Regions from separate parts of the Homo sapiens genome. Here region 1 is linked to region 2. Evidence: chromatin loops called from intact Hi-C (ENCODE). Cell type or tissue: right lobe of liver. All regions are shown on one strand. Links, peaks and the distances in the headings refer to the core of each region. The heading gives the core; the rest is flanking DNA.

Region 1 (5,372 bases), core at 174-5,173, 140 kb after region 2:
CCAGACTCGTTGAGCAGCAACGCAATCACCATCATCCCACTGCCCAATCTAGAATATGTCTGCTCTCCTTTGCTCTCTGCAGCTGTAAGCCAGAGGGGATTCAAGGTAAATAGGCTTTACAGGCTCCCCTCCTCCAAACACACACAGAATGGGCTGGTTTCTTTCAAGTTTAAAAAAAGCCCCCTTCTCCATGCACAAGTTCATTCCCTCCATGCTGTCGTCATCGACATATACAGGTGTGTACGTAGGTGTATGTGTGTACTCTGCACGTATATCTCTTCTGTCTTGAAGACCCTGTTAACTTTGTGAAATAACTTCCACATTTCAACACACTTCACAGTACAGGAAATAAAGTAATATGAAAAACACCCTGCGTGAACTCAACGGTGTGAACAGGTCAAGAATAACACTTCAAAGTCATCTTGCCAGCCAGGCGTGGTGGATCACGCCTGTAATCCCAGCACTCTGGGAGGCCAAAGCGGGCAGATCACCTGAGGTCAGGAGTTCAAGACCAGCCTGGCCAACATAGTGAAACCCCTTGTTTACTCAAAATACAAAAATTGGCTGGGTGCGGTGGTACATGCCTGTAGTCCCAGCTACTTGGGAGGCTGAGGCAGGAGAATTGCTTGAACCCTGGAGGCAGAAGTTGCAGTGAGCCGAGATCGCACCACTGCACTCCAGCCTAGGAGACAAAACGAGACTTCATTTAAAAAAAATAAAAATAAAAATAAAAATAAAGTCATCTTGCCACCCACCCCCTACCATTGAGCCACCATGCCCAGCCCCAAAGCCTCTTAATTGCTCTAACAAGATGAGTGGGGAAAAGATTATACTCTTAAGAAATTCCTACGAAAGCTATCCAAAAGCCTTTTCTTTCCTCTTTTCTTATTATTTTTAAATAGAGGCAGGGTCTCATTATGTTGCCCAGGCTGGTCTGGAACTCCTGGCCTCAAGTGATCCTCCCACCTTGGCCTCCCCAGAGTGCTGGGATTACACACGTGAGTCACCATGCCCAGCCCCAAAGCCATTTCTTGAAGAATTTCTCGCAAACTCACAACCCTCATGAAAAATTAATCCTCAGTTCCACGAGACTGCCCACCCACAGACAAAAAAATATATATATTCCTAAAGTCGGACCAGAAATCTGACAGCTGCCTTTGAAACCCAAAGCCTCGGGTTCTTTCAAGCTACATGTACTAAATTGTCGAAGGTCTCCCAGGAGCTCTGTACTGAGGCAGACACAGAAAGACACAAAACGGTCGTCTTTCCTGCCCAAGTAAAGCTTACAGACTAACTGGGGAGATGTAGTGTGCATACAAAACAGTAAAAGAGCCATCTCAAGGACAGAGAGCATAGACCAAGTCATCTGGAATGGTCTACATGCCATGCGGAAGTCCACCGAAGGGTTAGAACAGGGTGTCCCAGACTCTCTCTTCTGAGGGAAGGTTGGTTGCAAAAGTGGGATTCATGACCCTCCCAGGCTACACCATCTTCTTTAGAATGAGAACTGCCAGGTGACGCCCTCGCTGCTCCTACCTGGCTACTAAACATCGACTTCGGTTCACTTCACGGATGTTCAGTGGATATCGGTCACATGCCAGGTCCCCAGCTACGCATTCAAGGATGGATAATATACATAGCAGCACATCCTTGAGGAACTCATACCTTGGTAAAGGGAAAGAAATCCATGAATGGATACCTCTGTGTCCTAAGTGTTTGTAATAATGCTGTGTGTCAGGCCTCTGAGCCCAAGCTAAGCCATCATATCCCCTGTGACCTGCATGTGCACATCCAGACGGCTGGTTCCTACCTTAACTGATGATATTCCACCACAAAAGAAGTGAAAATGGCTGGTCCCTGCCTTAACTGATGACATTACCTTGTGAAATTCCTTCTCCTGGCTCATCCTGGCTCAAAAGCTCCCCCACTGAACACCTTGCAACCCCCACCCCTGGCCACCAGAGAACAACCCCCTTTGACTGTAATTTTCCATTACCTACCCACATCTTATAAAATGGCCCCATCCCTATCTCCCTTCGCTGACTCTTTTCGGACTCAGCCCGCCTGCACCCAGGTGAAATAAACAGCCTTGTTGCTCACACAAAGCCTGTTTGGTGGTCGCTTCACACAGACACGAGTGAAACTACTGTGTATGAACAGTATAAAGGAAAGGGCTTTTACCTCTACCTGAGGAAAACCAGAAAGACTCCTACCATGTGAGCTGGCTCTTAAGGGATAAATCAGATTTTGCCAGGTGGATGAAAGAAAAAAAGACGCCACCTGGACAGGAAACAGCATGAGTACAAAGGTAGGAAGGTGTGGAGTCTACCCTGTGGGGCTTGTGTGTCTGAAAAAGAGGAGAGGGTCATGTTCCGGTCATGGAGTGGAGTTATGTGGCTACAAGCCCTCAGCAGGGGATATACCCCTGTCATCCAAAACACAGGAGGGTTCCTGAACTTCCCCGCCTCTCTCTCCCTATCCATGAAAAGGGCAACAACAGGGTTGGCTGGTCAAACTTCTGTCCATACCACCTGCCGCCTCCGATTCATCAACACGCCTTTTGCCTCTCCTAATGAGAGATTAGGATTAGGACGCCTCCCCCGCCTCCTGCTTCCTTTGCCAGGCTCTTGGGGAGCTGGGCTGCCTGGAACAGCAGTCTGCGGGGTTAGCCGTTTCCCCCACCAGGTCACATGTACACATCCATGGACAGCCCCTAATATTCATGAGAACAAGAGTGTGTGACCTGTGAGCTTGGGAAAGCAAGAGGAGAAGTTGGGAGAGGGTCTAGGATGCGAGCCTGAGTCTGGATGTGGCTCCTGCAGGGAGTGGGGGGAGCAGGTGTGTATGCATTGGGGAGGAACGATGGTGGGGGTGTGGCAACCAAGCAGGGATGGCAGGAGCGTATGTCTCTGGGAAAGCAGGGAGGGAGAGTGGGAGCAGGCGGCAGGGAGAGTGAATGAACACTCGCATTTGCATTTCTCCCAGGAATAAATGTGTGGGGTGGGAGCGGGGAGATTGCCTAGGCTGGCTGTGGGGGTGGAGGGCCTCTGGCTGCAAAGCCCAGGCTGTGGAGAGAAGATGGAGGCATACAGCCCGCCAAATGTGCCATCTGCCTACTGGATGCCCTCCAGGATCCAGGGCTATCTTTCCCTCCACCCAGCAGAGCCTCTGATGGTGTCTTTTCCCAGGTGGGGGGCTGCCAGGGGTACAAGAACATGCTCTTCTCTGGTGACCAGGCTCTTGGGCTGAGGGAAGCCCCCTCTTGCACCAGCTGGAGCCCAGGAACACAGCAAGCCAAATGCTGCCCTCGAGGGCCAGGCTATTAGATCTGCCTCTTCACCTGGTGTGCCAGGGCAGAGATGAGTTCTGCCAAGCCATCTGCTCTGAGGGCCTGGAAACACACGGATTCAGGACTCCTGGGGAAGAAGGTGGAAATGGGGAGGGTCATATGAACTAAAGAAAACTCTCTGACCAGGGAGTCAAAAAATCTAGGCATTGGCCCTGGCTCTGTGTGACCTAGGGCAAGTCACGTCACCTCTTTGGGCCTCACTCTCCTCATCTATACCACAAGGACTTGGACTAGATCTTTAGGGGGCCTCACAGCTGGAATTCAGTATCTGGTTGGTGGAAAGGAGTAGGGAACAAGGAGAGTCACTGAGAAACCTGGGTGGGCGCCAGGGCACAGGCTGGCAGAAGCTGGGGAAGACTCCTTAGCCACCCCACCTCTGCCTTCAGCAAGGACTTGCTCGGCAGCCTGCTCGAGGCACCAAGGAAAGGGGAGTGTTTCCAGATGAATGCCGTTGGCCCTCTGTATCTGTGGGTTCCACATCCGTGGATTCAACCAACCACAGATTGAAAATATTCAGAAAAAAAAAAAATTCACAACGTTCCAAAAAGGAAAACTTGAATTTGCTGTGTGCCAGTACTATGTGGAATCCATGTGAATGGAGTGAGGTGTAAGCATTGTGTTTGGTGTTATAGGTAATCTAGAGATGATTTGAAGTACACAGGAGGATGTGCGTAGGTTATGTGCAAATTCACCATTTTATATAAAAGACCTCAGCATATGTGGATTTGGTATCCACTGGACGTGCAGAACCAATCCCCCATGGTTACTGAGGGACGACTGTACATCTCTGAGGGTGCGGGAGAGGATACTTCCCAGGCCCCCGAGACCCTACACAATGTCTACTGGTGTTTATGATCCTTTCTAGGGCCCACCTCCCAATTTCCATTTGGTTTCCTCCTAGCAGATTTAGAGAATTTCCCGTATCCTCATGATCATCATCTGTGAACTTGAAGTTGGCTTTCAAATCCGATCTCATCCCCCATACACCTTCTCTTTGAACTACCTAGGCCTGCAGCTCCTGTCTCTGGTGATTTTATTCAATTATGGTCTCTGTGCTGGCGCTCTAGGTGAGGGTGAAGTGCCTCATTTCCACCTATTTTTATCTTTGGATTCTGGCTATGAAGCTGAAGCCTTGTCACTCTCTGGCTGGAGAAAGAAGCTGCAAAGACAAGCTCTATCTCTCCATATCCCCCGACTCCAGCCTTCTCTGAGGACTCAGAATCTGAGGGATGGGGCCCCTTCCTTGCAGGGGATGGCACTCCCTGTTCCTCAAAGATGTGGCCTTATCAGGAGAGTGGACAAGGAAAAGAAAGAAGGAGCTGACAGAGTAAGAGGAGAGAGAGCAGGAGCTGGAGGTGGGGGGTGAAGCGGAAGGTGGGGGGAGAATTCTCTTTTGTCAAATACAGGAATGGGGCAGGGGACCCCCTGAGGAAAGAGGAGGGGAAACAGCTGGACATCAGAAGGAATGAGAAGTCTGATTGGTCGCAGGCCTGGCCAACTCCTTGCCCTCCCCCGGGCACCACTGTCTAACCCAAGCCCCAGTTCAGACAGCCTCCACCAGAGTCCCCACCTTTCTGGAAGCTGCAGGGCTCTCCATCCAGGATCCAGAAGCATTGAAGGGGTAAGGCTCAAGGTTGAGGCCTCTGGCCATCGGTGCGCAAATGAGGGCAAAGTGTTTGGCTGGGGCAGGGGATTGGGAAGGGAAAATGAAGAGAGTTTAGGCCTCTGGCCAAAGAAGTTGGACAAGACTTTTGGGTGGGCACTAAACTCTCTTAGAAAAATTTTTTTTGAGATTATGTAATTCGTTTGGGGTGAGGTATGGGAGGTAAGGTGAAGAAACACCTCTTGCTACTGCTAGAGGCTTGCCCCCTTGCCCAGCTAAAATTAAGAAAGGGTGGGGAGGTTAACTGGGCATGGTAACACACGCCTGTAGTCCCAGCTACTTGGGAGGCTGAGGCAGGAGGACTGCCTGAGCCCAGGAGGTTAAGGCTTCAGTGAGCTGAGATCATGCCATAACACTCCA
Region 2 (5,372 bases), core at 280-5,279:
ACAAAGCACTTTACATATATTAATTCACTACTTTAAGGAAAATAAAGCATTATTTTGTCTAAAAAGAAGGCTGAGAGAGACTAAGTGATACCTAGTCACGGGGCTTGGACTTAAATTGCACAAGAATTGATTTGGGAGTAGACACCGAAAATTTGGGGGTTGTTTGAACAGAGAATTTGTTTGCGGGACCTTAGGAAACTGCACTAATTTTATTTTCTGACAAGCGTCTGGAAGAGGTGGTCCACCTCCCATTTGAGTGGCAGATGTGGTTCTGCATGAAGGCAGAACGATGATAAAAGGTTGTGATGAAGCCTTTTCCATCCCAACTTTCTCTGATTGTATGGGTAGGTGCTAATAGATTCTTTCCCATGACAGCTGTTCTTTGCTGTCACAGTTTCAGGGTCAAACTTGGATGAAGCACAGCATACGTGTGACATTTCTGATGTGACTGCTCCTGGATTCAGAGTGTGTGGCAGGTAAGTAGTGGTAACTGCTGGTGTGATGATAGACAGCCACAAGGAAATGTCAAACGTCTGCAGCTTGCAACATCTTCAAGATGTCTTGGCTGGGCGCGGTGGCTCATGCCTGTAATCCCAGCACTTTGGGAGGCCGAGGCAGGCAGATCACGAGGTCAGGAGATCAAGACCGTCCTGGCTAACACGGTGAAACCCCGTCTCTACTAAAAATATAAAAAGTTGGCCGAGCGTGGTGGCAGGCGCCTGTAGTCGCAGCTACTCAAGAGGCTGAGGCAGGAGAATGGCGTGAACCCAGGAGGCGGAGTTTGCAGTGAGCTGAGATCATGCCACTGCACTCCGGCCTGGGTGACAGAGCGAGACTCTGTCTCAAAAAAAAAAAAAAAGACGTCTTAGAGGACCCCTCAATCCCCACCTTGGGAATAAAAAGACCCCAAAGAAAGAGAGATTTTAATAAAAAAGAGTTTAGGCTGTACATGATGGTGTCAGGCACTTCAAACTAAAGGTGCCAGACAGATGCCTCTTTGCCTTGCCCACCCGACTGTCAACTCCCAAATTGCCCTCTGGGGCTGGTGCCTCTCTCACTCAGAGGGCTGCCCAGCTTGTTAACATCTTGCTCAATGACTGATCTGTTCCCTGAGCACAGGGGAGAAAGGAATGAGAGGGAGAGGGTGACGACTCTGTTCTTCTCAGCGCTTTGATGGTGCGGTTCTATCTCAGCAGGCTCCACTTCAAAGCCCTTTGCCAGTGGTCGTTAATGAGTCCTCCCTTCTCCAGATGGAAGAGGACTTTGCTGACAGGAAGGGAGGTCAAGTGCTGGCTCAGTACCTTCCAGCTGGGATTAAGACATCAGAAGCCCTGGGGTAATGTAAGCATGTTCTGAATACTAGATCCTAAGACTAAAGGGAGCTGAAAATCAGCTAGATAATTCCATCTGAAATGAATATTTCTTAGAGTCAGGGAGGCAGCCTTTTTTTTTTTCCTTTGGGCATTGCAAGGAAGTGCTTATGAAACAGGAAGCCCAGTGTCCTAGGCTTGGTGGTAGTCAGGCTCATGTTACCCTAGGAAGGATATCTGCCCTGCCACCAGGGGGTCCTTGTACTCCAGGAAGAACTGACCAGAACAAGTGCCGCATTCAGCTCTGAGAATAAACACCAAAACACAAGACCAGGCTGTAGACGCAAGAGTAGTTCAAGTGGAAAAAGAGAGCTCATCCTCTTCTGGGACAGTGAGTAAGTGCAGGGCTTCAACCCACCATTCTCCTGAAACAGACTTTAGAAGCTAAACTTAAATCTCCCTCCCTTTGAAGTATTCCCTCCTAAACTTCTCCGAACTCATCTCTTACTGCTCCCTGACACATGACCCCTTCATCTCAGACACGTGACATTTCCCAGCTGTCCCCTACATCGACAGGTGACCTGTGAAAATGACTGGCTCCTTTGTGGCAAGCCTCTGTCCCAGAATGTCTCCATCCTGCATACCCCCAACCCATGCCCACTTATCTCTCAAGACCTGGAATGAAACTTACCTCTCCTGGAAAGTCTTCTTCTGTACCAACCCACTCCCCACTGAATTGTCTTAGCACTGCTATTTAGTATAAGTGTATTCTCTTTTGTACAGGGGTATGGCTTGGTTGTCAGGTTGCTTCATTTGTGCTGTCTGGTTCCCCTATTTCTATTTCTTTTGTTTTGCCACTAGCACTCAGAATAGTGTCTTTCAAGTGAAATAGACAGCCAGTCCCCGCCTCCCTTTGCCAAGGTCTCACCATTGATCCTATTGCCTTGGAGGTAGAGGTTCTCCAGGTTGGTGTTGACTGGGGGGATCTTCTGCAGCTGGTTGTAGGAGAGGTCTAGCTCAAGGAGGCTGCTGGAATTGAAGGTGTTGGAGGCCAGGCCATTGTTGGTTAGACTGTTGTGGGACAGCCGCACATACAGCAGCTTGGGCGCCCCCCGGAAGTAGCTATCGGGGACGGTGTAGACATTGTTGTGCTCCATGTACAGCTGCTCAAGAGCTGAGGGCAGCCCATCAGGCACCTTCCGAAGGTGGTTATAACTCAGGTCCAGCAAGATCAGTGACCGGAGGCCCCTCATGGAACTGCCCACTTCCTGGATCTCATTGTGTTGGAGGTACAAGGCCGTGAGGTTCTCCAGCCCCTCCAGAGCATTGTTGGGGACCCGTGAGATCTGGTTGTGGTCGAGATGGAGCTCTCTCAGGGATCGAGGCAGGGGACCGGGCATCCGGGTCAGGTTGTTGTGGTCCAGGTACAGCCTCTCCAGGTGCCTCAGCTTGGAGAAGACCTTCCTGCCCACCTTATCACTGGTGATCTGGTTGCCGTGGAGAGCAATCCAGAGCAGCCCTGTGGCATTGTCAAAGACGCCTTCCTGGATGGAGGTGATCTGGTTGTTCTGGAAGTACACATACTTCATGCGGGAGGGAACGAAGGGCAGGTACTTGAGGTTGCGATTGTCACAGTACATGGCCGTGGGGAAGTTGGGTGGGCAGTCGCACTCCTGGGGGCAGTCGCGGGGATCTGGAGGGGATGGAGAGCCGTAGGTGTAGGCTGGCCCTTCATCCACCCCATAGGGGTAAGGCTCGTAGGTCTCATACGGGTAAGGGTCATAGGGATCGTAGTAGGTGGACTGCTGGCTGCGGAGGTAGTGGAACCACCAATGAGGGTCATCTTCATACTGGGCCTGGGAGAGGGAGAAGAGCCCTGCCAGCAGCAGGAGGGAGGTCCACTGCATTTTGTCTCTGCAAGAAGCGGGAGAGAACAGAGCAAGCCAGCATGAGTGAGACTCCACAGAGGCAGTGAGGCAGAGTAGGCAAGCCTTAGGCTTTGAGCTATGCAGAGCTGACTTCCATGTCAAACATCTGAGAGCAGGAGCCTTGCTCTCATTTCTTCGGTGCCTCCTCCCAGTCTGGTTCTGCACTTGGTCCAGCCGGACCATGGCTATTTGGGGTGAGCTAAGTGCATTTTCCCCTGGTCATAGAGTCACAGACAGAATGTCTTTGAATGGGAACAGCTGCATTTTTTTTTTGGAGGGGCAGATTCTTAGGAGCCTCTAGCACTCTGAAAGTCCTGTGGGAAAGCTGAAAAGCCCACAGCAATCCCTGTGTTTGTGGTGTGGTGGTAAGGATGGTAGTGGGATGCTCTTCAGATCTGAACCCAAATCCAGTTTGGATGTTCCGGGGAAATAGTATTTTTCTAAGAGTCCAAGGAGAAAGCCCTAGGATGGGAGACCTCCAGAAGCCGCTTGACGCATCGAAGGGGAAGAGCTGAACTACATCTGGAAAATCTTTTGGTCTCTTGGGCAGGCTGGGAGTTTTTGGTCTTGAGTGTTTGGGGAGGAGTGTGGTCCCTCTGCAGCCACCACAAGGCTCAGGTTGCCCTCCAAAGTGCCATCATCTGTAACAGTCTGCTGAGTGAGGAAACTCACTGGTTAGCAGTTTGTGGCTACACATGCAACTTGGCTGGGACAGGGTCTTCATGCAGCAGTTACAAATCCTTTCCAGACTGAGGACCCTGGCACTGGGTGTGGCACTTGCCTTCTAAAGCAGGTACTCAGTGTGTGAAGTCTGAGTTAATCTGCTTCTCTCTTCCATGGTGCCTAGTAAGGTGTTAGCACTCCTCATGCTCCACCATGGGCATCATGCAAGAGCCATGTGGGGCCAAGAGAAATGAATGAGGGACACCAAAAGAATAGCTAGAGATTGGAAACTCTTGTGTATGCTCAAGGGAAAGCAGCTTGAGGTAGGACCCTGACATTCTCCTCTCCTTTCCCAAGCTACCTGCTCCCAGCGATGACACCTAGATGACCAGGCTCTGTGTCTAGGTCCCCACATTGCTGGAAACCTGTTGCTTTTGAACCTGTTGTGCTAATGAGATAGGAACAGGGCAGACTGAAGAGGAAATGTGGGTCTGATGTCATCTGAGAGGGAAACTAAAGGTATGGAAGGTAAGAGACTAGGGGTGGCCTGGGTACCCTACCCTGGTTACCTATAGCCAATGCATGACATACTCCTGTGAGCAGTGGGCATCTTCCTGAGTGTCACCCTTGGACAGAGAAACCTTAGAATCTTTCTTGGCCTGGAAGAGTCACATACAGCCCTCACATTGCTGTTGGGCCTACTGGGGTTGGCAACTGTAAACAGAAGAAAGAAAGGAGTATAAAAGCCAACATCATCAGATCCAGTGAACTGATGGGAAAGACCCCAACTATGACACTCAACAGAGTTACCTCCTGACCACCATCCATCCCAGACCTCTCTGTCCCCTCAAAACAGTTTCCTTGGGCCCACTTCATCCCATCAGTTCCTAGGTTGCAGAGGAGCAGGCACCCTGGCTCATCCACAGGCAGCCTCAGGCCTCAGACAAAGAGCCACAGTGTTTTGGAGAAGCTGACCCAACTGCCCACTGCCTGGGCAAGCTGGCTGGTTCCTGGCTCTGGCCAGGAGAGAAGACGAATGGAGCGGCCCACTGCCAACAGAGCATTTTTCCATGCACAGCCCTGGGCTGTTGCAGGACCAAGGTGGCTGTCTGGAGGGCTGGCACAGTGAGCCTCTGTCTCCGTTTCTCCTTCTTTCAGACTGGGCACCTTGGCAGACAAGAGCCACCTTCCCCTTCAGACTCAGCTTTCTAGGGGCTGTGCACCCTGCCCACTTCAGCCTCTTCTTAGAGCCATGGGTGCTGAAAGGGTTTGATGGGGAGCTTATGCCTCTCCTTACCCCATCCCATCTCTTAGCAATGTTGCTTCAGGGTTGCATAGTCTTACACTGTTTCCCATAATGCTAGAGGCCCTCCTGTGCTCAGAGTTTCTGTAAGGTCGAAAGTTTCCAGGACTGCCACACTATCAGCTGGGGGAAGTTTACTCAGGAGCTACTGCTGTTCTTTCATTTCTC

What was found. A loop is a pair of places that touch in the nucleus more often than their neighbours do. Peaks named below come from ENCODE experiments on the same cell type or tissue, not always from the same donor. Only the 100,000 strongest peaks of a DNase experiment are listed, where the experiment ranks them.
Region 1: it touches region 2 in a loop (4-fold over the local background); 103 of 110 quality-filtered maps call a loop at or near these places.

Annotation. Positions count from the first base shown.
Region 1 is chr1:203,489,248-203,494,619 of GRCh38, forward strand. PRELP (proline and arginine rich end leucine rich repeat protein) reads left to right here. Exons shown (of 3, transcript NM_002725.4): 3 at 1-2,105. OPTC (opticin) reads left to right here and starts at 4,906. Exons shown (of 8, transcript NM_014359.4): 1 at 4,906-4,970. RefSeq lists an enhancer at 2,213-3,011 and a silencer at 4,399-4,627. In right lobe of liver, for the core only: no CTCF peak of the experiment used is centred there; no DNase peak of the experiment used is centred there.
Region 2 is chr1:203,345,054-203,350,425 of GRCh38, forward strand. FMOD (fibromodulin) reads right to left here. Exons shown (of 3, transcript NM_002023.5): 2 at 2,239-3,224. The coding sequence starts at 3,217. Among named protein-coding and RNA genes, the nearest start is that of FMOD, 3.4 kb to the right of the region's middle. RefSeq lists an enhancer at 824-1,484. In right lobe of liver, for the core only: no CTCF peak of the experiment used is centred there; no DNase peak of the experiment used is centred there.